3 separate regions of the Mus musculus genome follow, and all the other regions are linked to region 2. A link is a loop called in an ENCODE intact Hi-C map of the cell type or tissue named here. Cell type or tissue: left cerebral cortex. All regions are shown on one strand. Links, peaks and the distances in the headings refer to the core of each region. The heading gives the core; the rest is flanking DNA.

Region 1 (11,040 bases), core at 1,924-9,923, 200 kb after region 2:
GGTCTGATCCGACGGTAGACGACGAGATGCTAAGAGCCCAAACCTCTTCAGCATAAGAATTATTTTGAGCTGGTACTGCAAGAGAAGCTCTGAAAACCAAGAAATCATTCTTTTGAGAGAGAAATTGACATCCATAAAGAAATCTCCACTTGTGGTACATTAGCCGTTGTGTGTGTGTAGCAGAAAGCTGATTCTAATTCACCGAGGGATGATGCCTACTGAGGTACCCACCTGGGCATGAACAAACTCCTCCTCCCTGTTGGCTAACCTCGCCCTAGAAATCAACTCCTTGGAACATCTCTTTGTTTCAGCGGAAGACAGTGAGTAAACCTGAGCTTGAGCCCGCCTTTTGAGATTTGCTCATTGTGATATTCATCTTAACAAATTTCTGTTTTACTGCATTATATTCCAGAATTTGTGTCGCTCCCTACCCCCACCCACCTCCCCCGCCACCCTCCATCCCTGTTTTGCAATCTTCAAAGCCAGTTTTACCACCAAAGATTTACACATGTGCAGTTTGGTCTTGGGTACAATGTGCAGAGTAAGTGAGAACTGGAGCCTATGATGTACCCAAGGATAGGAGACAAGCAGGAGGTTGGAGTGGGACCTCTGTGTGGGGAATCCAAAGCAGGTTGTCCTTACAATTAGTGGTCAGGAACCAAACCTGCCCCTCAGGTAGTGTTAGCCCATGGCAGCTTTCCCATGGACTTATAATAACATTTTATGTTCAGTCTTTACAAATTCCCACCAATCAGTTTTCAAAGACAGCATGCAGAAAGACCAGGGGCGGCACAGTCATGAGCCATGAGGACAATGACTTACAGAGATTTCCAGGATTAGGGTGGATGGAAGCCAGCTATGAAACAATAGTGCTCATTGTAATCCAAAAACATCTACAGGAAGGAGTTGAAGAAAGACCATAAAATTTCTATAAAAATGTTTCTACACGGTAACAATAAAGAAAAAAAAAACCACAACTCTCCTATTTATCTTAACACCAGAAAGAACAGAATACAGAGGAACAAACTAACAAGGCTGAAGACTTACATGAACAAACGTATAAAACGGTGCTTAAACAAAGAAGGCAGAAAAAGTGAAAATACGCCCATACCGGGCATGGGGAAACTCCTTTTGCCTAGCTGGAAAGCTTGGATTTGAAAACAAATGCTTGCTGCCTTCACTAAGAAAAAAAGATACAAAAGCAACTAAAGGGGAGCAATGAGTTTGGTAATAACTTGGAATGGAACTGAAGTGATATATATCCCTCTGTCTCTGCCCAGCCCACAGCAATGGGAAAGATGATATGAAAGCAAAGAGATTCATATCTGAATGGCGATTTGATCGTGTGTCTGAGCCACTATGGTGGTTCTTGTGGGAGATGGAAAGCTGGAAAAGATGGTGGGGTGGGGGACAGCAGGCAGCTTGTGCTTTATTACGCTGTAGCTGAAATAAACCCTTCTCTTCCTGAATTCCTTGTGGTCGTCATGCTTATCACAGCAATAGAAGCCCGAGTAGCACAGCAAACATGTATGTGTCTACACCATGTGCATGCCAGTGCCCCTGGAACTCAGAAGGGGACAGTGGACCCCCACAACAGGAGTTCGGGATGATTGTGAGCCCACATTTTGGTGCTGGAAACCTAATCCAGGTTCTCAACATGAGTGGCAAATGCTCTTATATACGAAGCCATCTCCCTAAGGCCATTGTCTGAAATTTTAAGTTGCTACTTAATAAGAAATAATTTCTAACATGTCAGAAAAATGTGTTGCTTTTGACAATGAAATAAAACAGATTTGCAATAAAAGACCAAAACTTGTAAAAGGCCAAGTAGAACTTGTGAAAATTAAAAATAATCCATGGATAAGGTTTTTTTTAAAAAATATTAGTAAAATAGGAATAGGAAAATTTTAGAAAGAAGTTGAGGAATATTTGGATCTGAGAATTTTTCTAGAGTTATTAAAAGATACTATTCCATAGCTTCAAAATTCCCAGTGAGCCCATGCGAGACAAGTGAAATGAAGAACTTGATGCTTCATGGGGAAACCATAGATAAAAATCTTACAGTCTTTAGCATTTGGATTGGCTAACTGTGCAACAGAGAACATGCAGTTGCTGGTAGGATTTAGTTATATTTAAATTATTTTTTTAGTTTATCCACAGTCATGCCTTCTTTGTTTTGTTTTTGTTTCTTTCTCATTTTCACTTTTTGTTGTTGTAGTTTAGCTTTGTTTTTTGGGACTTTGTTTTTGTTTCTTTCTCATTTTCACTTTTTGTTGTTGCAGTTTAGCTTTGTTTTTTTAGGACTGGGTCTTGTTGTGTATGTTGGCATGGGTCTTACTAGCCAAGGCTGAACTTGAACACCTATCCTGAGTGGATCACAGTCTTTCATTGCTGCACCCAACCACACCCTCTTTTATTCCCCTCCCTTGAAATAGGGCCTCACCTGGATGGCCTGAAACTCACTATGAAGACTCCGCTGACTGTGGAGACCAGGCTGGCCTGGAACTCACAGAGACCTGCCTGCATTCCAGGACACATTTTCTCAATATGTAATTCTCTCTGTAGGACATTTCACAATATGGTAGCTTGCTATGAGGGTTCTTGAATCTGTGTGCCTCAAAAAAGAAACAAGTTCACCTGACAGTCTGGCACATAAAAAAGAAACAACATACTTTGGACATCGTGTGAACTGGGTTTGTCCACTGTAATCATCAATGTGTTTTTTGTGACTTAAAAGCTTACTTTCTCAATACTTTATATAGATGGTCTAAATTGATTTTTAAAATGTATTATTACTATATGTATGTGCATGGTGTGGGTGAGACATGTATGATAGTGTGAGTGTGTATGATAGTGTGAGTGGATAGCAGTCCTCTCTCTCTACCTTTATGTGGGATCTGGATCCTGCCTCAGGTCCCCAAGCTTGTGTGACAAGTTAGTGCCTTTACCAAATGAGCCATCTGGCCATCCTCTAAGATAATCTTTTTATAAACTTCTCTGTGATGCTGAGGACAGATGTGTCCTGTGAATCAAAGCATGTGGCCCCATTCTTGGTGGGAGAAGTAGGCTTGTTCCTGAAACCTCGGCTCCAGGAACAGCTTTGTATGTGCACGTTCCGCCGCCTGTCAGTCAGTTTTATCAGCCCATTTTACAATACATGACTATGCTAAAAGACTCTCTCTCTCTCTTTTTGGGGGATGGGGGTAGGATCCAAACGAAGATACAGAATGGAATGAAATTTTAAGGAATTTTGGCATTCTTCCTCCAAAAGAAGAACCAAAAGATGAAATTGAAGAGATGGTGTTGCGCTTACAGCAGGAGGCCATGGGTATGTGCGCATCTGGTGGGCTGCAGGAAGGGGATAGCGCACTGAAGGGAATAAAGTACACTTCATGAAATATGGGGGAGCGAACTGGCTATTATTTCATACAAACACTGCCCATCCACTCAGAATGAGGAGATTGCCAGGAAAATGGCCGATGTGTATGTTGAAAGGCACATGCCAATTACTAAAATGCAGAGATATGCTAGGAAGCCAGTGACACAGAGACACTCTAGGAACTCCGTGACATGTATCTACTATGTCCCTCTACTTTGGGATCACCCTTTCTTTGTCCTTTCTGTATGCTATCTTATTCACCAATCATTCCATGTACTCGGGGGAACCTACATTTATGGGATGGAATTGATCTTCCCCTTCGACTCTTGAAAGTGTCCTGCCAGTTTTGAGGGAATCAAAACTGCTAGCATTACAGTTTGTGTAACGTGTAACCATGTTTTAGCTGGTCACTACAGGTTTGCTAACGGTGCTGTTGATCTCCATTATCTATACTGTGGGGGTTTGTTTTGTTTAATTTCCTAGAAGTTGATTGTAAAGCAAAAATAATGTTTGGACAACTTGATTACCTAAGATTTCTGTTTTAGTTAAACCATATGAGAAGATGACACTGGCACAACTGAAAGAAGCAGAAGATGAATTTGATGAAGAAGACATAAAAGCTATTGAAATATATAGGTACAGCACTGCGGTACTGGGGCGGGGGGGGGGGTCTTTATGTGAGAACATGGCTGACAGGCTTACGAAGAATCTCCTTTATGCCATCACTTGCTTTTCTCTTGCTGCTTCCACGATTCTGCCGTTTGACAGATTGCCTCAGCTGTGTTAGCACGTGGGTATCTTTGGGTTCATCCTACTTGAAGTGTAGCTGACGTGCTGGACTTGGAACTTGCATCTTTAGTCACATTTGGGAAGCCGTCAGCCAGCAGTTCTGAAAACATGAGACTCTGTGTGTCTGCTGCTTTGGAGACTCTCACAATATAATGTTGACCTGCTGGACATCGGCGCTCTGGCCCTTTGGGCTGTGCTCACTCTTCATTCTCCTTTTAAATCAGTGCCTCTGGATTAATAATAGCAGTAGTCCAACCTTTTGGCTGATTCTTTCTTTTGGTTGCTTAAATTTGTGAAGCCCTCCAGTGGGTTTCTCAATTTAGCAAATTCTCTTTAATTTCCCTGGAGGGTTACTACCTACAGCACTTGTAATATGAAATGTGTAGGATTTTTTTTTTTCTTCTCAGGGGCTCAGATATTTGAACATCTGGTCTTTATTTGGTGATAATATTGAGGAGGGGTTGGGGAAGGAAACAGCCTTGCTGGGGAACTACATCACTGTTGGTGGGCTTTGAGAATTCCTAGTCCTGCCCTGCAAAGTAGAGAGAGGTGAGGGTGTGAGCTCTCAGCTTCCTGCTCTGGCTGTGTGGTGCTGTACCTCTTCACTAGGATGCACTCTCAACCCTGTGGAACCACAGGCCCAAATAAGTCCATCTGCTTATCAGCTGCCTGGGTGGTTACAATAGCTACCAAACACATTAACTTTGAAAGTATTGTAAGAGAAAAAATCAAGTCAGAAAAAAAAAAAAGGCTGTATAAGTAGAAAGGAAATTATTAGATACCAGCTCTTGATACAAATAGGAGGGAACAGTAAATGGAAGCAGGACTTATTTCTGTCAATCAAAAAGTTAACTGGGACTGGAGAGGTGGCTCAGTGGTTGAGAACGCTGGCTTATCTTCCAGAGGACCTGGCTTCCTAGCATGAACAAGGAGGCTCACAAGCATCTCCAGTTTCAGGGGCTCTGACCCCTTCTTCTGTCTTCCATAGAAGTACAAGTGGTACACAGATATACATGTAGGCAGAACACCCATACACATAAATAAAATAAAAATAAATTTTAAAGATGTTTTGAGTTATATCGTGGTGGTGGTCTCTCAACTGTTTTGTTTTTTGAGACAGGGGTTTTCTGTGTAGCCCTGGCTGTCCTGGAACTCAGAGGTCCACCTGCCTTCTCCTTTCAAGTGCTGAGATTAAAGGTGTGCTGGGCGGTTCCTTCACTTTTTGATCCATCTCCTGCAGCTCTCTTGAGCAGCTTTTTCCCAGGCAGTGACTGTGGCCTGGACAATTTGCATTAGGGCTACATCACCTTAGAATCCTGTGAACCAGGGATCTGTGTGGACCCCGCCCAGGGCACCTGTGGTCTGAGTACCAGAGATGGATACCTTGTGTTCTTCACTCTTCTCTCATTGGTTACAATTTAGTCTCACAAGCAGGCTTGCAAGTGTAGTCTTCCTGCAAGCTGCAAAAGAGGAATCTATAATGATACTCAGACTCTATCAAAGCCTGCGATAAGATAAAGAAGTGACAAATATCTTTTTCAAGAAATTAGGGACAAAAATGCCACTGGGTAGGTAGCCAGCTATGAAAAAGCAAGTGAATTAAACCCCGAGGTTCCCATAGCTAAAAGGAAGAAGAAAAGTCAAAATGTGCACATATCAGCAATAATGCTGTTTGTGTTTGTGGCAAATACACTAAACTGTCTTCTTTGACATGCCTTCCTCTTTCTCTTTCTCTTGATGCATGTTACAGTGGTGGAGGAGCTAAAAGCTAAAGCTAAAGCATTTCTCAGAGTTTAGTGCAGCACCAAGGATAATAAATGTGTTTTAGTTCTGCTAACACACACACTCACACACTCACACACACTCACAGGATATTTGAGCTCAGAGCTATATTAAATGAAGAAAAATACATAAGTACATAAATAAATAAGCCTAGAGCATCCATTTAAGTGGATCTAGAATTTCTGTCATAATTCTGGAGCCATTGCTCTGGCTTCCTTTTCTCATCTTCCTATCGTTGCTAGGGAGCCTGGTTCCTGGTGCCAGCAGTTGTCATTGTGCTTCAGAGTCTCAGAGTAATGTGATACTTGGGCCAACAATTGGAATCTAGATTCCCCAGTTTCTGGATTGCAGCAAAGAAAGCCTTGGCAGACCAGTTCTGCAGTGTTGTTCTGGGAGTCATTCCTGGTTGGCCAGCCTAAGGCCTACTTCTGAGCAAGTTTGCAAAGTGCTTAATTTCCCAGGTTAAGTACCTTTCTGCTTAAAATAGCCAGAGAGCTTTCTGTCTATGTAGTGAATCACAATTGACTTGATTGTTAAGTACAAAATGCAGGCCACTGAACACTGCCTCTTTCTGATGGCAGGACTAACGCCCATGCGTTAACCTTTCTAGTGAAAAAGCTAGGGAAAATGAGGGGGAGGGAGAAGTTGATAGTTGTACCAATAAGAAGGAACCTAGTAGCAGACCTAGCTCAGCCTTATTATTCTCTTTGGGTTTCATTGTGTTTGGCTTCATTGTTACGCAAAGTGACTTTTCCTACGGCTTGGGTCTAACATGCAAAATGAGGCCAGTGTGTTCTGAAGCTCGCCCGCCCCGAGGAGGTTTTGTTTGCTTTAATACAGTATGAGCAGGAGGTGATTACCACCATAGTTACCGGTCTCAAGAACAAGGGCCACACCGTGGCACATGGGCCACAAAGGTCAGGATCAAAAGCAGCAAGGGAAAAATACCCGACACAGCCTCTGTTGTGGTTCCTGTGGGAATGGACATGTGAGGCAGTAGTAAGCAGGCTTATGATTGGCCAGTTGAATCATTTAGGTGGGCTCTGGGTGAGGTCTGTTAGTCATCTGGTACTGGGTTCTAGGATGACTAGGGCAGGGAGCCTTATAAGAAAGAAATAAAACAGCACGCACAGAAAGAACACGGAGATTGACACCAGGCATGGTGGTACATGCCCACAGTTGCAAACACCTGAGAGGCTAAGGCGAGAGGATTAGTGCCAAGGAGTTTGAGACCAATCTCAGTGACATAGCCAGACCTTGCCACAAAAAAAAAAAAAAGAAAGAAAGAAAAGAAAAAAGAAAGAAAGAAGAGAAGAGAAGAGAAGAGAAGAGAAGAGAAGAGAAGAGAAGAGAAGAGAAGAGAAGAGAAGAGAAAAAGCAACTGAGGGTGTGCTTTCAGAGCTGGCTGGCTTGCATTTGAAGAAGGTGTTGTCTGGCAAGTGTTTGTTCTTTTTCTTGGAACCAGCTCCTTCGGGAACAAGTATTCCCAGAGGGATTAGCAAAGTTCTAGATTCCAGAACATCAATAATGCAGAAAATGAGGGTCAGTGAAATGGTTCAGTGGGCAGAGGTGTTTGTTGCCAATCCCTAGGGCCTGGGTCTGTTCCCTGGAACCCATCTGCTGGAAGGAGAGGACCAACTCCTGCAAGATATTGTCTGATTTCCATACATGTGCAATAGCATGCACAGGTATGCACATGCACACATGTGTGCATGCATGCACACACATATACACATGATAAAATGTAACCACTTTTAAAAGAATACAGAAAATAAGAAGATGGAGTCATATACAGAGAAACAAGAGGAAGTACCCTCGCAAACTTAAGTATAGAAACTTATAAGTGTATTGTAAACGACTTGAGGTTATTTAATAAATCCGAGCATGGCTTAGTCATCGAACTATGTAAATTTTGAGAGTTACTAACAAGGGTTTAGCATTCTATGTGGATGAATAAATAATAAAAGTGAATCAGTTCTCCATGTGCCACACGCATTGCCGAGAAGTTACCGTATTGCATTTCTTATTGCTGTGATAATATACCTGACAAAGGCAACCTAAGGGGGGAAAAAGTTGATTTTAGTTTTGAGGGCACAGTCTGTCATGGTAGGGACATCATGGCAGCAGGAACTTGAGGGAGTGGAAGCTCAGCTCGCTCCCTCCTTGCTAGGCAGCCTAGACCCCAACCCATGAAACAGTATCTCCTACATTCAGGACTCATCTTCACTCACCAAGGCCCACCCCAGCATGGGTTCAGCTCACAGAGCTGGGAACCCAAGCATACTGCACAGCCTGCAGGCAGCTCAGCAGGGATGAGAGCCTCCTCTCCTGTGTTCATCAGTCAATCTAAACCTCTTCCAGGTAGCTCAGCTTGGTTCTGCTTCTTCCAGGCAGCTGGTCTGGTCTGAGAGTCTTCTTTGAGGTGTTGCTTGTCTGAGTCTTCCTTGCAGTGTTTATTGCTTACTCTAGCAAGGAGGAGCCTAGTGACTCTGGTCAATTTCAGGAACTTCCTGAAGCTATCTGAGCTTTTCCACCTTTCTGCTTAAGGAGTCTCCCTGCAGGGTGAAATGATTCAATCTCCAGGAAACTGTTACACAACACTTAGTCTTAAGTAAAAATAAATTCAAAGTCAGTAATAAAGTTCTTACAATTGCTATACATAACATACAGTAGTGCCATTTCTCATACCAAAAGAGGTTATATGGTGTTCTATGTTCCTTAGGGGTTAGTCAGTCATTCACAGTGTTGATATGTATGGGCATCACATTTGTTACTCTAAATTATTATTGGGTATTGATTGACCACAAAAAACATACACTTTGAGGAAAGGGGAGATGGTTCAGTTGTTACAAATGCTTGCTGATGTTGCAGAGAACCTGGGTTCAGTTCCCCAGAAGCCCCATCAGAAGACTCAGAACTGCCAATAACTCTAATACAAGGGAATTAGAGGCCTTTTGGCCTCCTTAGGTATATGCAAGCACCTGGAACACAAACTCACAGACCGATAGACACACACACGGAGAGAGAGGACGGAAGAGAGAGAATAAATATACAAAAATAAAAGAATATAATGCTTCTGTAATATTTTTGTTTTACTTAGAGAAAAGCGGTTACAGGAATGGAAAGCACTTAAGAAGAAACAAAAATTTGGGGAATTGAGAGAAATTTCTGGAAATCAGTATGTGAATGAAGTCACAAATGCAGAAAAAGACCTGTGGGTTGTAATTCATCTCTATAGATCAAGGTAATTATCCAATACTTCAGAATGCTGGTGCTGTGATCTTTTAGAGACACTCCTAGCTTTAGGGTCTGTGATGAGGAATATTTAAGAAAAAGAAACATATATTCACACGAGTACATTATAGAATTTTTATCTTTAGGGATTAAATTAAGTATGCTAAAATATTTTCATTTCTAATCTGTGGAATGTCACATTTCTAAGAAAAATTATCTCGGCTTGGTAATTAAGATCTCCTGTATCTGTCCTCTTCTCTGTTTATCTGAGCTCAAACTCAGCCAAGGATAGTCTTGAACTCCTGACTCTCCTTCTGCCTCCCAGAGTCCGAGACTAGTGTGTAGCAACGCATGTGTTTAATGATGTACTGGGGATCAACCCCTGGACTTCATGCATGTTTGGCAAGTCTTTGGAGAAGGGAAACTGGGAACCCAGAAGAGACACGCAAACTAAAGCCCAGGGGTGTAGAGGAAAATGAAGGTGTATGTTTGGGGGTGGGAGGACAGGGTCAGCTCCGACCTCATCTGCTCAAGCACACCATGATAGTCTAGGGAAGGGTTGGAGGGTGGGTGGAACGGGAGTTCTGTGATGGATGAAGCAGGCAGCACTGGAAGGTTGGGATCCTGCTTTCAATCAGTTTTAAATTTTAGATGAGACACTGGGATCCAGGATGGGGAAGACTGTGGGTGAAATATGTTAGCGTCAGGAGAGTCAAAGAAGTGTGAGATGAGAAACATTAGACTAACCAGTGACAAGTGTAGGGTCCTTTCATTTCAGCCCAGGACTGCCCCAGACTCCCTATGCACGTCTTTTCATTATCATTTGTGTTCCTATGATCTTTCATCTAGGAACTGGCTCAAATTAATGCTAAATGGAATATAGTCTACCTAAATTAGGTACCAGACTCCCATGGTACTAGCTTCATTCCCAGGCAATAGTGGAATTTCCAGTAAAAACCAGAGGACTCTAATACAGTCCGTCTTTGTTAAAGGTCACAGCACAAGACACAAATATGCTTTTATATAAGAAGCAAAGATCTATATTGTGCAAAAGAGAGGTTTTATTTATTTTTCTAGCTTAAGAGGAGTGGTCTGTGTTTGAAGTGTACTGTGTATTCTCTCTTTAGTGTCCCAATGTGCTTGGTGGTTAACCAACATCTGAGTGTCCTAGCAAGAAAGTTTCCAGAAACCAAATTTGTTAAAGCCATCGTGAATAGCTGCATTGAACACTACCATGACAACTGTTTACCAACAATTTTTGTTTATAAAAATGGTCAGATAGAAGGCAAATTCATTGGAATTATAGAATGTGGAGGGATAAATCTCAAGCTAGAAGGTAATGGTGTTCATTTTTAAATACTTACAAAACTAACAAATGAAAACTTCTCTAGATGAACAAGTGTGAAAGTTTATTTCTTTGAAGTGAAGTTTTTCCCCTTAATTTTCTTCTACTTTTAAGATGTTAACAATTATTTTAGTGTGTATGATAGTCTGCCTACGGTATGTTTGTGTCCCTGTGTCAATGTTCATGCCCAGGGTCCACAGAAGCCAGAAACAGGTGCCGCAGTCCCTGGAACTGGAGTTCCAGCTTCCCGTGATCTGCCATGTGAGTGCTGGGACCGGGTCTCTGCAGCCATTTCTCCAGTCCCTATTCTATTCTCCAGAGTGATGTCCTCCTGTCATGCTTATTATATCATAGCACATTTCACTTAAAATTCTTAATGGTGTGTGTCTAGAATAACTTTAAAGTATAAATGATCCAGTGTAGAGTCCAGTCCATCTCTGCATCTCTTTCTCAGTTCTGTGTAATGTCTGCTCTAGCCAGGCTGGGCTTAGTCGCTACAGACCCCAGACAG
Region 2 (11,040 bases), core at 1,706-9,705:
TAAATAACTTTAAAGCAGTTCTCATTCTACCACACACCTGGTCAACAGCAACCCAGCTTTCTCAAGACATGCCTTGCACTCAGAACACTCTGTTCTTTCTTTGCTTAAGCACTTTCCCATGCAGGGCATACCACTATCTTTTCCTTATTCAAACCTACATTTCTCCATTTGTATTTAGTTGACTCAATGAAAGTCTCAATCCACACGGCTCTTTTCATGTAAATGTATAGAGCCCTTACTGTATTTACGAGGCAAATGCTTGCTATCTAATGGGGACATGAGTGTCATCTCCTAGATCTCCACAGCCATCTCTTGAGTAGTAGGAGGAGGAGGGGTGCTCTATCACAGGTTTGTGTGTTGGGTACTCACTAACAAGCTCTTGGCGTAACCTGCTTGATTGCAATAGTAAAAGCTGGCCAAAAGAACCATTAGCAATGGCCAATATTCACCATAGTACATGGTAAACGGTAAAAACAGCAGAGGGCTGGTCATAACTCATGAAGGAATTAGACATAAGCATTGCTACTATATTGCTATATTATATTGCTAATATAAATATTGCTATTCACTAAGTGCCAGGCAGCACTCTGGGGTATAATGGAGAATCTTTAAGACATGAACGGGTTGACGTAGCATTGTGATAGTCAGTCTTCTTTGGATCTAGAGATGAATTCTCCAGTGTTTATACTGAACTTTACATTATGCCAGTATTATTAATAGTGGCCTTCACAACTATTTCCCAGGTCTAAAAACCACGCCCATATTCTGGGTTCTCTTTAGATCTTCGCCTTCTAAAACCTCAAGGCTGCCCGTTACAGAGGCAGCTAACCTCGGTTCATTGTGTACATACATACTTCCTTCAGCTTAATAGGGCCATCGTTACACTGTGTGTCCATGCTAGTGCCTTAGTGGGTTGGGCCCATGTACTGCAGTGACATCTCAACTCGGAGACATGTCATCCAGAAAAAAAAACTGTTCAGAGGCTGGGCAATGCACTTAGAAGATTTATAAGGACATGTTATATTGATTCGGACCAGCAGAAGCCCAGGTCACGTCTTTCTCTTCCAGGCCACGCTAGTAGGACAAAAATGAAATCTGTCCCGGATGGGCGGAACTGTGGACAGAGACTTGGCTGCCTCCCGGCTCCGCCTTTTCCCAGAGCCCCGGACAGCACCGGCTAAGGAAGGACGCAGCCCGGGTTCTGCAGCCCCGAAGTGGAGCAGGGTGGGTGGGCCGGGTCACTGGGGAGTGGCCGACCCGGCGCGGATGCAACACTGCCTCCACTTAGGCTACCACCTCCAAGACCGCAGGTCCCCGGCCGGAAGCTTACCGCGAGGCCAGCCGGCCGGCCGAGGTTGGTGCTCCAAGACGGACTCAGGAAGGGCGCCGGCAGCAATAGCAGCTTTGAAGCACTTTTCATTGAACAGGGAAAAGCAGCGGCCAGAACCCGCCACTTCCCGTATCCGGTCACGTGTCTCTCTGCACCGGAAGTTGACCCTGTGGAGCCGGAAATGGAGACAGTAGAGGAAAAACAGATTGGCCAATGGACTTGGAGGAGGCGGAACAGCGCTTTGATGGATGGGGCAGAGGCGGACTGTGGGCGTGGAAAAGACAGGGGCGGGGCTTGCAAGCACATAGGCCAGTGATTCTCAACCTGCGGGTCAAACGACCCCTTCCTTCATAGTGGTCATATAGCAGATATCCAATATATCAGATATTTGCATTACAATTGATAACAGTAGCAAAATTACAGTTTTAAAGTAGAAATTAAATAATTTAATAGTTGGGACCCACTGCAACATGAGGAAAGGTATTAAAAGGTTGCAGCATTAGGAATGTTGAGAACTGTTAGCATAGGCTGATTTGAGGAGTTGATAATGGTGATGTTTCCTTTTTGTAGACGTACCCATTCTAATATTTGTAGCAACTCATTTGAGAGCGCATTAAATGTTCTCTCCTGTGCATATGTAAAACCCTGCTAACTAGATTCTTGGAAGAACTTTAGTGAGTTAAGTCAGATTCTCTGGGATAGATGTCACTAGTACCCTTAAGTTCTGGACACTTAATTCCCATAAACAGCTTTGGTCATTTACCCACTTCATACTCTACCCTGACTGCACAGACCTTCTTCTTGGGTGTTTTTTTAGAAACTTCACCCATGCCACCTCACATCAGATACTGAAATAGAATCTTTGTTTTAAAGGTGATGCTTGCTTGTTTCAGTGTGAGAAACATAAATGATGCCGAGAGTTCGAGCTATAAGACAAGTGATTCATTTAGGCCGCATCCCTGGCAGGGATTGAGTGCTGCAAATTTTGATTTCCAGGTTAAAAAATAAAAATTAAAAAAAGCCATTCAATTTTTTTATACTGAAGGAGTTCGCAATGAGGTAGGACTAGAAAAGGTGATTGCGAAGTTAGGATAACATACTCTACCAGGATGGTTTTCTTTCTTCTTTTTTTCTTTGCTGTTTTTTTTCCATTTATTTATTTACTTTGCATGTGGATCTTAGCCTACCCCTCCTTCCAATTCTCACCCTCCTTCCCAGCCTCTCCCTCATTCTCTGCTTCCCTTCTCTTCTGAGAAGGGGTGGGGTGGAGACCTTCTTGGATACCAACCCACCCTGTGACATCAAGTCACTGCAGGACTAGGCACATAGGATGAATTTTTTGTTGTTGTTGTTGTTTTGTTTTTCGAGACAGGGTTTCTCTGTGTAGCCCTGGCTGTCCTGGAGCTCACTTTGTAGACCAAGCTGGCCTCGAACTCAGAAATCCACCTGCCTCTTCCTCCCAAGTGCTGGGATTAAAGGTGTGCACCACCACCGCTCGGCATGAATTTCTTAAGAATATGACAGATGAGCTGTGCACAGTATTTGCACCGTTTATCTTAAGATAAAATTTTGGGAGACCTAGGAGAAATAATGAATAGGGACATGTTTGTTGCTACAATGATCAGCTTCTAGTCGGGGTTACTTGAGATGACTCTCACAGGATCTAGTTCTATATATTTGGATAGACTTCCCTGGTGTTTCCTCCTGAGCTCCAGAATGTTTGCCTTGGACATCTTAGCTGACAATTCCATTTGGGTGTTTTTGTTGTCATTTGGTCTTCCATTTTGTTCTTCCCCCCAACCCCCTGTACCTATGTTACAGCTCTCCTCACAGTTGAGAAGTGAGTGGTATTCCAGAAGGCTAGACTCTTCTGAACTCCTGAACTCCAGATTTTTGTATCCACTTCTCTGCCTCTGATATTTCTGTTTGGATAACTGAACAGCAATAATAATAATGATTATATAATATTTATATTAAATTATATTATATCTATACTCATCTGCTCATGCCCTCAGTTGGGTTTTAAATCTCTACACACATCACTTCAAAATGATGCCCAGACATGATGGCGATGGGCTAAACCTCTCAACCTGTAAGCAAGTTCCAGCTAAATGTCTTCCTTTATGAGAGTTGCTGTGGTCACGGTGTCTCTTCCCAGCAATGGGACACTGAGTGATCCAGGAGTGTCCGTGGATTCTGTAGTTCTGCCTTCAGCCTGAGGGTGCTGAGAAAGGATTTGTAGATTGGAGTAATGATGATTGGTGATGCTATAGTGTTGATGATTGTGGATATTGGCTGAATTAATGAGAGATAAAAACATCTTACTTCAGGCCACTTCTTCCTTTATATAAAATTGAATAATAAAGTGTGTTGATACAAGCTCTGCTGAAAGGAAAGATTCCCTGGGTATACTGAGTATTCCTAAGAGCTATCCCCAAGTGAGAGTGACATGCACTAGGAATTCAATGTTACTGACCAGTTAGTGTGATGTGTCAACCTATCTATGAGGCAGATCAAATCCTTCATTATGTATTTGGTAGACATAAAGAACTCCTATGTGGCTAGGGAAGTGAGTTGCAGAAGAGATACCAAAATGATGTCTTGAAAGTAAATGATGGGGGGGGAGTCTGAACTATCCATTCTTGAAATTATGTGTGTTTCCTGAACCTGGTCGACTTTTCTATTCCATTTTCATACTTCAACAGGTTGTTTCTAAAACTGCACCGGGGAACTGGTGGAACTAATAATATATCCACCTCATGAGAGATGACCCTTGTTTTCCCAGTAGAGAATTGTTCCCTGCTTCAGAAAGCATGTCTTGCAGAGCAGTGAGGACCTGTGTGACAACTCTTACTGTGGTTTTCTGGAGATTTCACAAGGTGCTTCTAGCCATCATAGATCCCAAGCCTTCAGATCTGTTGGGGCAAAAGGTTGGGTAGTAGGGCAACTTGTATGAGATCCCTTCTGGGCAACATACTTTGCATTAAGTTCATTCTGTCATTATTCTGGGAAAGAATCCAGTCACTCTTCTTTATTCTTGACAGAGTGAGTTCATTCTGACCCTCCCGCTTTACCATCCTTCTGACTCTCAGAACCCATTCAGCACTGTTCTGGCATCTTAGCCACATCTAGGAAGCACAATGGCTGTGTGTTAAAATTTACTCCTCCCGTCCTTGCCAAAACATTGAATGGCAAGTCGGCTGATGTCATCTGCTTCCTCTGGCCAGCCTTACACCTGTATTTATTTTTCTGACTTCATACTTTCATACATTCCACTTGTTCATATTGGCACATATTAGCCCATTTTTGCAGTATCCTTTGAGTTAGCATAGTTTGGTGAGTATCAACCTCAGGTGATTTTCAGTCCTTGAGGGACATTTGACAATGTTTTGAGACATTTTTGGTTGTCATTACTGAAAGAGGTCTGCTGACATCTAGTGGATACAAGCCAGAGTTGGTGGTGAACGATCTATAACATTAAAGATAGCCCTTCACAGCAAAGAACTATCCATTGCAAAAGGTCCCAGTTGTTAGAAGGGAGGAACCTTTGCTGTAGCTTTCTCTAGAGCAGGGCTTGCTGTTTCTCACAAAGGCTGGGCTGGGATAACTTGATTATGGAATCGAGGCAACAAGGAAGAAACGTGATAGGAACGGGAAGTGAAGGAGATAGAGTTATACTTTGAAGCAAGTTTCTTTGCGATGTTTCAAGACATGGGGAGACTGTTCTTCAGTGTCAAAAGGAGAGAGACATCGAAGTAGAGAAAATTCTGAGAGTTTAAGAGTGTGAAATATGACAGGAAAAGTATGGGCTCAGGACTCCAAGACCAAGTTCTCAGCACAAAGGAGATGTATTTATCCCAGAGGGACAGAGGACAGGGATAAGAGACAAACACAGGAGATAGACGATGAGGGAGAGGAGGAAGGGACAAAGGAGACTGAGGAGGGGTATTTGTCTCAGAATGGAAAGGAGGCAGAGTGCATGGGACATAGTGGCTTCTAAAGGTAAAGGGGAAACCTCCTGTTAGAACGAGGTGTTTAATTTTAATTGGGCATGTTAATTAGAGGAGCCAAGAGAGGCTTTTGATGGCTGGACTTCAATATTTTGATAGCTGTGTCTTGGTAGTCAGCCTTAGAAGGAGGAGGAAGTGGCCAAATAAGGAAATAGACCTTGGTGGCTAGCTGCAGGAATGTAATCTTTCAGTTTGGCAAGGCAGAGGGAATGGGGGAGAAGGGCAAGGCCAGCCAGAGCCGTGTTTGCCACGCTTGAGTTGGCCAGAGCCCCTTTAGAGTCTACACAATGTCTTCACTCTAAATTTCAAAATCCCATTACCTTTCTATTCGACTTTGTAGATGGTGTTTCCAGGCTATGAATTTTGCTTGGAGCATCTTTAGCCCTTGGGCTTCTGTTCCGTTTATGGTTAAACACTGAGGCAGGAGCTCAGGCACAGTCCGCTGTGTGGCTCTGCTACCCCAGAGACCCTCTGGCTTTCACAGTGAGCTATGATGGTTGTGGTACTTTCTGAGAACCTCAGAGATCATCTTACTATTCTACACAACTGAAAAAAGAGAAGTGTTGATCTGTTGCTTCCCCTGCCACTGGTCACCATTTCACCCTTCGTGTGACTACAGGGATGAATCATGCAGACGTCCCAAGCTGTAGCATTGTCTGCAACGACATACCAGGGAGTGAGAGAGGCACGTTGCTGTCATATCATCCTTGAGAGATGCTAGCTGACACCAGTGGCTGGCCACTGCAACAGGTATCTAGACTGAGAGATGAAACTTGAAGGACTTAGTGCTACTCAAGGAAACAGAAACTGCTGGTCCCTCAGTGTCTCTTTGAGGTAATGGTTTCTCCATATTTTCAGCTGCCTGAGTCGATCCTGGATTTCCTATCTCTCACACTCTACATCTGGTGACTCTAGAAAACCTGTTCTACCACCAAGATGCACGCCAAATCTAACCACTCCCCAGCCTTCCCACATCCTTCCTGGATTTCTCTGTAACATGCCCCTCTAGACTTTCTGTCTTCAGTCACACTTGGGTCAGACACAGGGTTCAGCACTTGATCTACTCTGCACACGGGAAACTTGGTAATGATACCACTGGCAAGCCCACACTCACTCCCTAGAAATGGAAGCAAGCCAACATATTAATTTTTATTGAAAATCAGATTTCATGGTTTTTTTTTTTAGATTTCATGTTAAGTTTGCTAAATATGTTGAGCTTATATTCCTCCATCATCCCAAGGCATATTAAATTATGATTTGTTTGTATATTACAACTGGAGGATGTGATCTCCCATAAACCCACATTTAAGCAATAGAAAGTACCTTTCTGGAACACGGCATTTAAACTGCACAAAGATAGGTCTGTTCTTAACCAGGTAGGTTAGGAATTAGCCTTTACCTTTAATAAGGGACTTTAGCCTTCCGAGGAGAGAGGTGAGATGCGCCCTAAAGATTACAGTTGCCTTGGGGTGGTATAGGAATCTAGTAGTTCTGTTAGAGCTTGCAACCCTTTCCCCACAGACTCTAGAGTCTTTCAGGAAAAAATACTGAAAGTCAGGAGTGAGCCAACATAGAGAATTAAACAGTGAGATGGACCAGCCCATAGTTAGGAGACAATCAGAGCCTGGCCTGTATAACACATCCTCCCAGCTAGGATGGTTGAATGAGACCTGCACAAAATCTCACTATCCGAACAAAACATCAATAAAATGTTAGTTATCTAGAAAGAATCCAAGAGTGGGGTAGAAATAAGCTGGTTCTGATCATTATGAATTTACTTTTCTGCAAATTTTACTTTAAAAATATAAAACTTTTTTTTTTAAAGCGTGATGTAAGTGGGAAAAACAAAACAAGACCGAACAAGAGCCCGTGAAAGGTACACAGGGTAGAAAGTCTGTGACATCACAGAGGTGTGGGTTCCGCTTTGGTTTGAGCCTTTAGCGAGTCAGCAGACACAAGGAGAGTTATTTGATCCTTCTGCTCCTCATTTCCTCATCTGGAAATTTAAAATTATAGGCTCCATTTGTGTATCAGTATCCACTCAGGTGGGGAGTCACTTGTTATATGTTTTTACTGCCTTAATAGTCTCAGCAATGTTAACTTTTAGGGGAACTTACAGTTTTTCTGTTAACTGATCTTTTGGTTAATGGTAGAAAAAAAAATTGAAATCACAATACATTGTTTTATTTGTGGTGTTTTCTTTTTCAATTTTTTTTAAGTGTGTTAGAATTTATGTAACGAATGGTGCACACCTTTAATCCCAGCACTTGGGAGGCAGAGGCAGGCAGATTTCTGAGTTCGAGGCCAGCTTGGTCTACAGAGTAAGTTCCAGGACAGCCAGGGCTACACAGAGAAACCCTGTCTCGAAAAAAAAAAAATCTAACAATTTTAATCACTTAAAAAACTTTTTTTTTGTTGTTTTTTTTGTTTGTTTGTTTTTGGAGATAAGGTCTCACTTCGAAGTCATGCTGACTGGGAACTATCTGTGTAGATGAGGCTGGCCTTCTGCCTCTGCCTCCAGAGTTCTGGGATTAATGTATGCATAACTACACCTGGCCTCAATTTAGTCGCCTTTTTACATAGAGTTTGATGGAGGTTTTGAGTACATTTATTGTGTGCTGAGTCACCTACCATAATTCCAGCCCTCAGGAGGCTGAGGCAGGCAGATCTCTGTGAGTTCAAGGCCAGGCTGAGATACAGAGTGAGACACTGTCTCAAGAAAAAAAAATACAATGATATAATTTATAATATTGTGTGATGTTACCACACCCACTTCAGAAGAGTCCTCTGTTGCAAAACTGAAACTCTGTATCCAAGAAACAACTTCCCTTATTTTTCTTAGCCCAAGCTGACGGCTACATTTTACAAAGTCTCCTTCCAGCTTCTTCTCTCCTCTCTCTATTTGCATATATGATACTTCCTTTCAATAGGATTTTGGGGACAGAGAATTTTATAACTATTGTTGTAAGAGAAATATTTATTTATGCAGCTCTATAATATCTGGAAAGTAATTGTGTCAATTAATAATCTACTGGCCCAAATTTTGTCCAAGAAAGCAAAGGTGTATGCTCACAGTCTTGGCTCCATCCCCCGGTAGGTGGAGTGTACCCCCCATTTCAGACTTTGACCTTGACTTGCTTGCTTTCACCGACTGGTTGCTAGTGGATCTGACATGAACAGAAATTTGAAAGTTCCTTGAAAAATAGGCTTCTCCTTTATGCCTTTGGCCACGTGTAAGTCCTTGGATCTTATAATACTAAAAATCTACTTGCCATCATTGTGATTGTTAGACATGGATGAATAGAGGAAACGTGACAGGATATGTTGGGCTTCCCTTTTCTGAGAGGAGCTGTACTAAGAGGACAGCAGAGAAGGGAGCATTTCCAGGAAGAAAACAATCCCAAATAACAAGTGAAGCAGATGTGGCAGAGCCAGAAAAGAAATTCAAGTAGAGGATCATGTGAGTTATCTGTTTCTTATAAAGAGATATAGAGTGCCTGGGAACAGCTGGATGAGAGAAACATGGCATGAGCAACAATAACTAGCACTGAACCGTGAGGAAGTGCTCCAAAACTTATACCCAGATGTATAAATATTAGTAAGAATTAACATTGTAAATACTTTGGCTTTGTTAGGGAAGTATAGTAGATAAATCATATGCCAAATATTAATGTCATTAAGAGACAAGGATAAGAGAGAGAATATAAGCACATAAAATCAAAGAAGAAGAAACCTCAGGCTGCTACATTTTAGTTGCAAATATTATTATAAATCCACTAACATGAGCTTCTGTTTTCAAAAGCAGCATGCGTTTCCTAGATCTGTTGATCTTTAAGAAAGCGTGTGTGGTCAAGCATCCTCACCAGCTAGGTGGTCATGAGTTTCTCCAAGAGAACAGAACGCAGGGGTATCTGCACTCCACTCCCCGTGATAAGCTGCATGTTCAACATTATTGATTGACCTGCTTGCTTCAGGGTATCGGTGAACAGATCTAGGGAATGTATACACTTAAAAAAAAAGATTTTATGTTTTTATTGTGTCTCTGTCTTAGTTACTGTTCTCTGCTGTGAGGAGACATCATGACCAAGGCAATTTAAAAGGAAACATTTATTTGGGGGTTCAATATCAAAGAGTCTACAACAGGTATGATTAGACCAATAGCTGAGAGTTTACACCTTAGCTGTAAGATAGTGGCAAGTAAGTGGGGGGGGGGGAGTGAGGGAGGGAGGGAGGGAGAGAGGAAGGGAGGGAGGGAGGGAGCGAGAGAGACAGAGACAGAGACAGAGACAGACAGAGAGAGAAGAGATTTGGCTGGGTGTACTTTTGAAACCTAAAAATCTACTCCCTGGTGACATACCTCCGCCAACAGGCCACACCTCCTCCAACAAGGCCACACCTCCTAATCTTTCCCAAACAGTTCAACATACTGGAGACAAACATTCAAACACAAGAGCTTAAAGGTATTCTCGTTCAAACCACCTCAATCTCTGAGTATGTTTTGCTGGATTTTGACAAATATACATAGGTGTCACTACCACCACAACTAAGATATTTTGGAGTATTCTGACAATGACCAGATAATATGCAAAAGCACAACTCTGCCTCACAACCTGCAGCAAGAAGCCCAGGAACCAACATGCTATGTACAGTAACTAGTCCATGCAGTTATCTACCACGTATTGTATGTAGTTGAGACAACTAACCAAGAAACTCAAGAAGCAATAGGACCCAAGAAGCCAGGACTTAATAATTAATGGCTTCTCTAATTCTTTCTTTTTTTTCTTTTTCCGAGACAGGGTTTCTCTGTATAGCCATGGCTGTCCTGGAACTCACTCTGTAGACCAGGCTGGCCTTGAACTCAGAAATTCGCTTGCCTCTGCCTCCCAAGTGCTGGGATTAAAGGCGTGCGCCACCACGCCCAGCAGCTTCTCTAATTCTTGACTCCTCCTTAAAACTGAAAGCCAAACTGAAGAACCCACATATGTATTCATATAATATAATATTCCCTGCTTCAAGGTGGGGGGTACCCAAGGGGCCCCTACCTGCTCGGAGGAGAAGGGGATAGGGATGGGGGAAGGATTGTGTGTGTGGGGGGTGGTCAGGAGGGTGGCAGTGAGTGGGATGTAAAGTGAATATGTAAAAATAATAATAATAAATAAAAAAGAATTAGTATACAAATTATAAAAAATACTTAAGAAGCAACTGAAATGGTAACTATCTTTCAAATGATCAACAACGATATTTTAAGTCTTAGTAACAAAAACGTCTATTTTAAAAATAAACAATAATTTTAATTAATAAGAACAAGATCCTCTGCTTCTAATTATCTACCCCCAGACTCTATTTTCTCCTGTATACTATCCTATTTTATATATAATAGTTTTTGTTCTATTAATCTTCCAGTGTTGGATACTTGAGTTCATGTGCACATTTTGCTAACAACATATGCCTGTGTACATGTCATTTTGTAGTTGCTCCAATAAATCTTTGGAATCGAGATCACCACATTGAAGAGTAATCACATACATAGACACACACAATTTGAAACACGGTGTGGACTTTTTCTATGCAGTAATAAATACGAGGACTAATTTTCCACCTCAATGAAACACTATCAATATTTTGGGCTTTTTCCTGTAGGACAAGAAGCAAGCTCAGCTCACAGATATAATGTGATATATATATATTCTCTCCTGGATA
Region 3 (11,040 bases), core at 1,543-9,542, 110 kb after region 2:
TGTGTCAATAGAGTATCTGGCTTAAGAACATTCTAGATCAGAAGTGATTCTACAGTTTCTACTATACCACACATTTGGGAGCAACTGCCATGCCCTCCCAGGAAGCTTTGCTTCTCCATTCAGAGCCTCCACTGGGCCCAGGGTGAACATTTAGTTCAGGAACAAGAAATTGTTCTCCTCCTCCTCCTGAGGGAAGCTTGTTGACTCCATTGCAGGTTCTTCTTGGAGCTTTCTGCTAGTCAGAGAAAATCTTCCATACCCAAGAAAGTAGTGTCTTACCTCTGCCATGATTTCTCTTCAAGGCTGACAGCCTGCTTCCTCTAGGGATCCTTCGGCTATGGCAGTAAGAAGGAGAAATGGGACTGTAGGTAGTAGCTGTGCTCCGCCTGGAATATCCTATGGGAGACATCCCTGGTCACAAGGCTCTGTGGCTCGGACTGTCTTCAGAATGTGGGGTCATGTGGGCCTTTGATTTAACTGCAATCATTCTGTCTAGATATACCCTGCAAACTCTGGTTTCACACATTTCTTTCTCTTGGGGTTGCTCATCTGTTTGGCCCACATAGGTGTTGGGTAGGCGAGTACTGGCTGCTAGAGGTTCTGTGTACGGGATGGCTTTGCTTCGGGTGCCTTGGGGATGTGCAGTTCTGCTTGCCTCTCCTTGGCTCTTGAGATCAGTCACTGATAGGCATGGAGGAACACCAGGATAGACCAGAGCTGTGCATTTGGAGACACTGTCAAGTTGTAGCCTCTGGCATTCTGATGACCAAGGAAACGCTCATGGTAAACCTGAAGCCCATGATCTATGACTGGGGAAAGTATGTCCTCTTTAATGGAAGGTTCTGTGAAGTTGTCTGTCAGTGAGCATTGGTGGGTGGTGAGGAGAGCAGAGACAGAGAGAAGGAAGGAGAGAGAGAGGGAGAGAGAGAGAGAGAGAGAGAGAGAGTGTTAATTTACCACTCATAGACATTCCACTTCATATAGCTTGTTCTGCGTGTGTGAGATCTTCTCTGTCTTTTTTTGCATGGAAAACTCCTTCCTACTCAAAGTCCACTATTACCTCCTTATGGGGCATTGGGCTATGCAAAGACAGGCTGGTCTCCAGTCGAGCTGGGATGCTCAACCCCCCAGGACCCGGTGGTGATAATTCGCCTACATGGGATGGAAGGAGTTCTCTCATGCTCTTGGAACTCTGGCTCCTGCCTAAGTTACCGCCCCCCACAGCCTCCACAAGAGAAGCATGGCTAGAAGTCATGTAGACAATGTCCCAAGCTTCTGACCTTCAGGCTAAACTCCTCCCCAGTTACCTAGCAACAGAAAAGATAGCAGCATACTTTAAAAGGGGCTGTTTGGCTCTCTCTCACTCCTCTCACTCCTCTTGCTACCTTGCTCTTACTCCTTTCTCCTCTCTCTCCTCTCTTCTCTTTGTTCTCTCTTCCTCTCTCTCTCCCTCTTACTCTCTAGCCTTTCTTCTCTCTCTTTCTACCTTCTCTCTTTCTCCCTGCTTTTCTACAATAAAGCTCTAAAACCATAGACTGTCTCTGTTCAGCTACTCAGGCTCTCGCCTGTGTGGGAACCTCTCTTCCCTATGCCCTCTCTCCCATAACCCTGGGGCTACAGGGTATAACTCAGGGGCCCCTTTTGGTTTTGGGGGCTGCCCCTTGTCCACCTCCTGTCGAGTGGGTCAGAAGCTTGGATGCCCACCCGGGGCTGAGTGGAAAGCGTCTGGCAGCCACCTCTGTCTAGGAGGTACTCTGGCCCAACATGGGCTATCACCCCCCCCCCACCGCCCCCGCTTCCCCAGCCCCTTTTTAGTTCCCACACCTCCTGACTATTGACTTGTAGGTAGCTTTATAAATAAGGTACTATTGTTTCCAGGGCAATTTTCAGTTACATGGCAACTGTTTCTTCCTTTTCATTAAAAAAAAAATTATGCCAAGCAGTGGTGGCACACACCTTTAATCCCAGCACTTGGGAGACAAAGGCAGGCGGATTTCTGAGTTCAGGCCAGCCTGGTCTACAGAATGAGTTCCAGGACAGCCTGAGAGAAACCCCGTCTTGAAAAAAATATTAATAATAATATAAAAATCAATTTATTAAATATCTATCTTAAATTCTTTTTATTCTGACTAAGTCACAAATAAAATTGTCACACAGGTAGTTTAAGGAACACACTCAAACATGGTCACAACCCCAACATTCCTTTCTTCATTTATTTTTCAGCCCTTCATTTTACTTAAAAAAAAAAACAAAACTATACTTTTAGAGCACTTGTTACCCAGAAGACAGATCTAAAAGCCTTTCAGATTCACCACTGAATCAATAAAATGCTTTTACTTTTTCTCAAATACTGCGAAACTTGGCAAAAGAAGAAAATCTAATTAATTTAATTTTTTCATCTGCTCAATAAGAATGCACAGATAGAAAAGGATGAGGGGGAAAAGCCATTAGTGGAGCTTTAGAATTTGTGAGTTGAGACAGCCTGAATTAGCTTGAGAGAGCATCAGAGGCTAAGACTTGAGATGGCTTAGGCTCCGTGAGTGTTTAAACCGAATAGTTATTTTCTAAGTAGCTTGAAGCCACTTTTGTTTTCCTTTATTCGTATTGCTGCTTGGTTGGTGGTCAGTTGGGTGTGGATTTGCCTAGTGCAAGGCAGGCACGTGTGGGATAGCCTGTGGTTCAAGGCAGGCATGTGTGGGATAGCCTATGGTTCAAGGCAGGCACATGTGGGATAGCCTATGGTTCAAGGCTGTGGTTCAAGGCAGGCATGTGTGGGACAGCCTGTGGTTCAAGGCAGGCACATGTGGGATAGCCTGTGGTTCAAGGTAGGCATGTGTGGGATAGCCTGTGGTTCTGGAGAACAAGGACGCAAAGATGGAAGGCTCAGATGTGTGGAGCTGAAATGGAGGGTAGGCTCAGGATCACTTTGTCCTCAGATTCACGGATAATGGTGACTAGCTGGTGCCGGGGAGTTAAAGCCGCTGTACTTGTTTTGGGAAAGAGAGAGGGTAAAGTTTAAGGCCTCAGGGAAAACATGCTGCTTGCTTAAGCCACAGAGTTAGACATTCTCAGTACCACCTTCTGGGGACCCCGACCCAGTGGGAGTGGTCCTCTGCTCAGCACAAGTACACCATCTCTGTTCATCACTGTCACCATGCGCAGCCAGGGCAGTCCTTATCATTTCCGTTTCTGTAGTGAACTAAAGGAGGGTGGTGGGTTACTGAAAGGGAGTCGCCAGGCCAGTGATGGTTACAGTGTAGATTTGTCTAATGGTGACACCAGGGTGTCCAGTCACTGAGCTGTACTGTCTAAGGTGCAGGGGTGAAGAATGGAGATGCTAGGACCCACTACAACACGAGGGCCTCTCTTACTGCGGTTCCCACGGAGTGCATCTCAGCACACGGACTCTAGGAAGCTGTAAAAACTCAGCAGGGAGCAGAGGTGCTCAGTCTATAGATTGCCTCTGAGCACATAGTCTCAGCTTTAGGGTGGAAAGGTGCTATGCGAGCATGGTGACTTGGGGTGGATTTCAATATGTGGCAGAAGCAGAGATCTGGGTTGACAGCTGCATCCTGACAGTCTGTCAGCCATCCTAAGCCAGTGTTACAGAGTCTGTGCTCCGGAGAGGCCTGTCTGAGTTTCAGTAGTCAGGGAGTCCAAACACTGACCTGTTCCGTCATGGGTTTTTGTTGTGGTTGTTGCTCTTGCTGTTGTTGTTGTGATGTGGGGTTTTTTGTTTTTTGTTTTTTAAAATCAGGATCCAGCAATAGTTCATCTTAAGTAGACACCATATATTCTCATTGTATGTCCTTTGTTATCCAGGGACAGAACTACACTGTAGTTTCAGATACTCTCTTTAGAGGACCATGATGGGTCTCTTTGCTTAAGTGAAAATTTAAAAAATGCTTTGAAAATATTGGTGCTATTGAAATGTATATATTTCATAAAATAAACTCTCAGCTATTTTATGACTATTACTTAAAAGTGTAGCTCGATCAAAGAAAAGTAGAATGGATTGCAAGGTTGTGTGTATGGGAACACAGTGAAACTCTTTTACTTTGTGACTTAGGGTTTTAATTGTTCCTTTGCATAGAGGGTTCAAGAGCACTATCAGGAAACATTCGGCTTCCTAAGTCACAGGTTTCCTGTAGAAAAAAAATACCTGTTAACCTTTATTTTTATTTTATGTGTTAGGTATGCTGGCTAGTTCTATCACAACTTGACACAAGCTATTGCCATCGGAGAAGAGGGAAACTTCAGTGGAGAAATGGCCCTTACCAGACTGACCTGTGGGCAAGCCTGTGGCATGATTTCCTAATTGGTGATTTATGTGGATGACCCAGCCCTTTGTACAGTCTGAGACCTATGACTACACTCACTACTTGGAGAAGCTGAGTCACTTCTTTCAGACTTGTTTTCCATGTAGAAATGTGGAAATTTATACAGATACTTATATTTAAATATGTACTTATAATAGTACATCCTTCATTGGAATGCTGTAGATTAAATAAAATAAGAGAAAACCTTATCATTATTCTACTTCCGGTACCTTAAAATGGTGCCCAGCAATTCATAGCTAGTAAGTATTTGCTGAATAAGTGAATGATGGAACGTATAGTACAGATAAAGAGACTAAAACTGATGTATAAAAAACATAAGTTTGCATCTATTTCTGGAACCTTCTCTTATTCTGCCATTCTCTCTGTTCTTGGAGCGCCTCCAGATCAGGCAGGCCAGTAGCATTGTGCGCATGCTCAAGCGTCAGTTCTTCAGGAAAGATTCGTTTTTAGATTGTATAACATACGATGCACGCTATAGCTAATACATCTTCTGCATCTCTGTGTATTTGTTCTACATATGGCTCATGTTCTCACCACAACTTATTTCAAGGCAGCTACCTATAGCATTATCTCTGAATGAGGACGCCATTTGACTAGACTGTGAGGCGAGACTAGACTAGAGACACTTCAAGACTATTCGCCGAGCAGCCTAAAAGTAGCTCAGTTTATTTTTATTCCACTTTTTCCCCCCTTCATTTGGATACAACAGTATTCAGAGAGCTCATTTGTGCGTATGCCTCCTTTTTACGTCATGAACTTTTTTTTTTTTTATAAAGAGAATGAAGGCTCAGAGAAAGGAAATAAGAAACACAGACTACTTTTGCCAGTAGGGAGTCTCTAATCCAAGAAGAAAGACAGACCACAAAAATGCATGACCCACTTAGTGAGTGAGTATACGCTGGATAGAGTTACCGCATCCCCACACACTGGGAGAGAGAGCAGAATATGTCTGTCTGCTGAGTCCCTAAATCAAGGTGTAGAGAGTCGAGCTGATTGGTGCCTTGAGTTGGAGCCACACCTACTAGGAAGGCCTGTTGATCTTAAGTTGCAGACTCAGGTCACAGGCTTAACAGCATCTGAGAAACAGGAATCTGCCCCTTTCAAGCACCTTTGCCAAGAATAACCATGCTATGATATAATACATCAATTCCAGGGGGGGGGGGGGAATCAGCCATTGTTGATGCGGGCAGAAGCGACTCCTGTGTGACTGGTCCAGCAGCGAGCAGTGTTGCGGAAACTCTGGCATTTCCTGTCCTTTCCATGAAGGATCAAGAAACACTTTGTGGGAATTTTTGCTATTGTGGTTTTGGAGTCTGGGTCTCATGGCCCACGTTTTTCTATGGAGAGAATGAAGCCACGGCGACAGGGCAGAAGGAGTGAGGTAGGTTAGAGGGGGACTTAGCTTCAGTGCTTAGAATCACTTCTAATTGGCTCTGTAGCTCCCGAAGCTGTATCAGAGCACGCTCGGTTCTGAGTGATGTAACCTGTTTCTAACTGCTGCAGCCTTGACACTAACATCTGACCCACATAGGTGTGCTGGGTACACCTAGTTCCAGATAACTCAACAATATGCTTAGATCACCTTGCCTCACTCAGCCTCCTGCCTCAGCCTTTCCCTTCCTTCAAGAGGACTCTGACAGCCAGGAGACCAATCAGCAGCCGGTCTGCAGATGCAGCTTTCTCTGTTACCAGATTCTCACACTCATCACCACTGTGCACCTGCCTCTGTGATCGCCGAGTCTGGTGCTGGCTGTCCAGAGACAACCCTAACAGTCTCCAGCCTGTGGGAAATAGTCAAATTAGCCAAAGCCAAAGCGACTTATCCCCTGCCCCTCCAGACCCTCCCCTGGACCTAAAGCTCTCTGGCCCTCAGCCCCCATCCGTCTACACCGTGGTGGACTCTGGTACTTTCTGGGACAGCTGTTGTCAGGAGCCATCCTTTCAGAGCAACCACCCTGTAATAGGGTCTCCTTGTTCCTCAGATTTTCTACCACTACACTGTATTTGAAAACAATTGGGAACTGGTCTCTTCTAAGCCCTCTTAGCTATGGTGGGAACTCGGAAATATGAGAATTAGGAACTATGGGAGAAAATGTCTTGGTTGCGAGGACTCTTAGCTTTGCTTTGCTGGGAAGACTTCCCCCCAACCCCCACCCCCATGTTTTTTGAAGAACAGCTTCTTGTGGGGTCAGTGTTGTCCTCAAATGATACCACGCCTGACAAGACCTTCAATTTCGGAATCCATGTCTATCTGTCATAGGTTTTCCTCTGACCTTGTTCTAGATTCCCATGAGGAGAAGAAGTCTAGACAGCTCACTACAGACTTGAATTGGCTTACTTTAGGTCTCCCTAAGCAGTTTAGGCAGACCACAGAGAAAACCTGACTTCAGAGCTCAGACAATGGGAATGGGAAGATCAGGAGAACTACCAACCCCTGTCACCTAAGGCATTTCTTGGTAATAATTCAAAAAATAAGTAAAATGTTCTTAAAGAATCGTGTAATTATTGTGAACTATTTGGCTCCCAAACAAGTTTGCTTGGTCAAGTAGCCACTTACTGGAGAGCAAAGAATAAAATGGAAATTTAGAATCGTATTACACCCAATCTCCCAGGAAGAGTTACAAATTGATGACTTCTGAAAGTGCAAAGCAAATTCAGATAAAAGCCACACCCACTGCTGGCATTAAAACTACTTTAGAGTGTGTGGAAAGCTGAGTCCTGGAAATTACTTCACAGTGAGCAATTATTTCTGAGACATTTTTGAAACTCATGGACAGCTAACAGTTCTGAAAAGAAATAGCATGTGTGTTCAGCAGTGTGGACACACATTTATCTTTCCATCCACGTTATTCTTTGTTATTTTCATCAGTTGTGAAAGCTTTCTTCGTATTAGCTTATAATACTTTGTTATCTTTATACCAAATAATTTCATTTTGAGAGGTGCTAATGTGAATGGTACTATGTTTGAAGTGACGTTTTTCACCTATTCACTCCTGGTTTCTGGCAAAGTGACTGACTTTTACACTGTTAACTTTGCATCATACCATCTTGCTATAAATGCTTATGGTTACATCATAAATGCTTATTGGTTACGTCAGGTTTTCAGTTGGTTCTTTAGATTTTTTTCTTTAGGTCAAAAATTTTATCTTTAGGTAAAAGATATCTATGGTTTGGATATTAGTTAACTGTGAGCATGTTTGAAAAGCTTGGTTCCCTGGATGGTAGTGTTGGGAAATTCTGTGGAACCTTTGAGGAGCAGAGCCCAGAGCATGTCCTTAGGTCAAGGGCAAGGGGTTATTGTCCTTAGGTCTGGGGACATTGTAGAAGACACTGTGAGGTGTCAGCCTTCCTCTCTCCCCAGTCCTGGCTCAAGATGTAACTGCTTGCCCTACCCCGTGTTCCCAACCATAGAAGCCCCACGCAAGCCTCACCAATTCTGAACCAATACAAGCGCATTGCCCTCGAACACCCAAAGTTGCAAACTAAATAAACCTTTTCTCTTAATAAAGGAAGCTGTCTCCCCATGCATCTCATTTAGTAATGCACGCTGACTCATACAAAGCTCACATTTTCCATGGACAAAGCCAGTGTTATTTCTTCCTTCACAGTAAGCATTTGCTCAGCGTTTATTTTTCTAGTCTGATTGCATTAGCTCAAACTCCCAGTACTATGTTAAGAGGGAATATCTTTATCTGATTCTTGATTTTAGAAGACCAGCTTCAAGTTTCTCATCATTAAATGTGAGTCAGCTGGGGAGCTAGAGAGGGGGCTCTGTGGTTAAGAGCACTTGAATGTTCTTCCAAGAGGTCCTGGGTTCAATTCCCAGCAACCACGTGGTGGCTCACAACCATCAATTATAGGATCTGATTCCCCCTTCTGATGTGCATGAAGAGAGAGCACTTACATACATAAAATACATGAGTAAATATATCTTTTTTAAAAGACTAGGTAAAATTTAAAAAGTGTAAGTCAGTTATGGGTTTCTATAAATGGTCCCCTCTGTTCTCTATTCTCAGTTTATTGGGAAATCTTTTTCTTATTGTGAATAGGTAATGTATTTTTACATGTTTTAATTAATTAATTTATTTGTAATAATAATTTATTGATTGTGACTTTTCTTCTTTAGTCTATTGAGATGCTGAGTTGTGTTAACCGGTTTTCAAGCGTTGAGCCTGATTTGCACGCCCGGGATAAGTCCCACTTGGAAGAGTGTGTAGGGCTTTTATACACTGCTTGGGTTAATTTGCTGATATTTGTTCAGGATTTCTGCACAATGCTTTTGAGTGATGTTAGTCTGTAGTTTCACTTTTCTGCCATTTTGGCCTGCTGTAGCAAAATATTATGACATAGGTAGTTAGCAAACGACAGGTGTTTCTTTTTCAGAGCTCTGGGATATATGGAACCTAAGCTCGTGCTGGCAACAGAGTCACCATCTAATGATCACCGTTTCCTGGTCCATACATAGCACCTTTTGTTCTGAAGTGAAGACTAGGAATTAAACTCCCTTGGGCATTTTTCCTAAGGATCCCAGTCCATCCAAGAGGCTCTGCCTTCATGACCTACTTGTTTACCAAAGGTCTCCCCTTAAACATGTAACAGTGGGACTAGCTTTTGACATGTAAATTTGGGGAGACACAAACATTCAAACCAAAGCACAGTTTTTGTATTGTGTTGTCTGGTCTTGATATTAGAAACTACTGTTGTTCATGGAACCCTGGGCTCTAGGACCCTTCCCCATGATACCAGAATCTGTGTGTGCTCATGTCTCTCATGTAGAATGACACAGAATTTTCAGATAGCCTTTATATATCCTCTTTGATGCTTTAGATTGTCTCTGGATTACTTATAATACTTAGTACAATATAAATGCTATACAGCATAGTTAACAGTGTATAACAGCATGCAAAGAGTCACTACACTGAATCGTTTAGGAAGTAGCAGTGAGTTGAGTAAAAGGAGCCCCTGTGTTTGGTACCATGAACTTTTCTCAAGTATTTTAAATTAGTGATTGGTTGAATCTGCAGATGTGGAACCTGGGAATGTAGAGGCTGAGGGTACTCCCTTCAGCTCAGAGGAGGTTAGAGTTCTTCCTTAAATGCTTTCTAGAATTCACCAGCAAACCCTGAGTCTGCTGTGTGTGCATGCGAACATGTGTCTGTGTGTTTATATGTGTGTCTCTGTATGTGTGTGGTATGTGTATGTATGTGTGTGATGTGTGTATATGTTGTGTGTCTCTCTGTGTTGTAGTGTGTATATATCTGTTTGAGGTGTGTGTATGTGTGTGTTTGTGTGTATGTGCATGGTGTGTGTGTCTCTGTGTGGTGTGTGTGTATGTATCTCTGTGTCTGTATGTGCATGTGTATTTGTGTGTGTATGTGTGTTGTGATATGTGTCTGAGTGTTATGTATGTATGTGTGTGTCTGTGTGTACATGTATGTGCATGAGTATATATGTGTGTGTATATGTGTGTTTCTCTGTGTGTATGTGTGTATGTCTTTGTGTATGTGAGTGTGTGTGTGTGTGTTTGGAAGGTTATTGATAACTGATTAGTTTAAATCTGTTCTCTTGCAGACTTGGGTTTATTCAGATTTGATGTCTTCTTGAGTGAATTATCAAAAGTATGTACTTAAGGTTCTTTCCATCTATTGAAGTTGTAGATAGTGGGCAGAGTAGATTAAAGGTGTTTGCCACCAGGTCTGAAGATCTGGGTCCAGTTCTTCAGATCCACACGGTAGAGAGAAGAGACATGTACAAATTGTCCTTGGACTTTCACATGCAGGTTGCGGTACACGCAGACGCAAGAGCACTTGCATGTAGAAACACAGATGTATTTTTCATCTGTGAATATTAAGTTGTTGATCATACTCCTTTATTAGTCCTTTAATGGCCATGAGATCTCTTGATTCACTTTATTTCTGGATGGTTGTTGGTAATTAATCCACCAGGTGGTGCTCTGAAACCAAATTGACTTCAGTCCTAATTTGAAGAATATGTCACCTGGGATAATACTCAACCTATCAACTATTATCAAACTGGAAAACAGTATATGACAAACTAGCCTTTATATTTAAAATATGTATGTTCTGTAATTATGTCAAATATGTTTGTTAGAAACATTTTAAGATAAAAAAATTACATTGCTTTTGTGTTTCTTAGTATGTGAAATCAAGAGAATATCAGTGGCTGTTGATACAAAGACCATCTATACTGACTGTCCTCTTCCTGATTCTTAGTGCCTCGGGCTGGTCCCTATCAGAGCTCACAGTTTGCTGTGTGTTGGGAGAGGCCCTGGGATGCTATGACCAATTCAAGGAATGTGTTAGCTACTTGTTTGGACTTACCTGGCAAGAATCACTTTAAAAGAAGAACGCTTTACTTCAGTGTACAATTCTCGGGATAAAGATCACCATGGCGGGGAAGACATGGAGGCGGGAGCATGAGAGGTCAGAAAGAAGAAAGTGGGGAGGGGAAGGGAGATCGAGAATGTGAGAGTACTGGGGGATTGGGGAGAGAGAGAAGAGGGACAGGGAGGGAGAAGTAGCTGGTGCCCCCTCCCATTTATTCAATCTAGGACTGCAGCCCATTTAGGGTGTTTTTTTCCACCTCAGTTATCCTAATCTAGAAGTTACTTCACAGATGATATACCCAGAGATCTGTCTCCTATGTGGTTCTAGTCCCAGTCAAGTTAACAGTATTAATT

What was found. A loop is a pair of places that touch in the nucleus more often than their neighbours do. Peaks named below come from ENCODE experiments on the same cell type or tissue, not always from the same donor. Only the 100,000 strongest peaks of a DNase experiment are listed, where the experiment ranks them.
Region 1: a loop joins it to region 2, with 3 times the contacts of the local background. A loop is called at or near these places in 3 of 42 quality-filtered maps.
Region 3: it touches region 2 in a loop (2.3-fold over the local background); 2 of 42 quality-filtered maps call a loop at or near these places.

The regions. Positions count from the first base shown.
Region 1 is chr5:76,317,281-76,328,320 of GRCm38, reverse strand. It overlaps Pdcl2 (phosducin-like 2), which reads left to right. Exons shown (of 6, transcript NM_023508.7): 2 at 3,208-3,328; 3 at 3,925-4,015; 4 at 9,051-9,194; 5 at 10,312-10,520. Among named protein-coding and RNA genes, the nearest start is that of Pdcl2, 8.4 kb to the left of the region's middle. In left cerebral cortex, for the core only: no CTCF peak of the experiment used is centred there; DNase peaks (open chromatin) are centred at 3,004, 4,178 and 6,234.
Region 2 is chr5:76,519,753-76,530,792 of GRCm38, reverse strand. Exoc1 (exocyst complex component 1) reads right to left here and starts at 1,482. Exons shown (of 19, transcript NM_001289770.1): 1 at 1,331-1,482. In left cerebral cortex, for the core only: a CTCF peak has its summit at 4,769 (motif pointing left); no DNase peak of the experiment used is centred there; H3K4me3 peaks cover 198 bases.
Region 3 is chr5:76,413,327-76,424,366 of GRCm38, reverse strand. No RefSeq gene overlaps it. Among named protein-coding and RNA genes, the nearest start is that of Nmu, 55 kb to the right of the region's middle. In left cerebral cortex, for the core only: no CTCF peak of the experiment used is centred there; DNase peaks (open chromatin) are centred at 4,842 and 5,192; H3K4me3 peaks cover 188 bases; H3K27ac peaks cover 223 bases.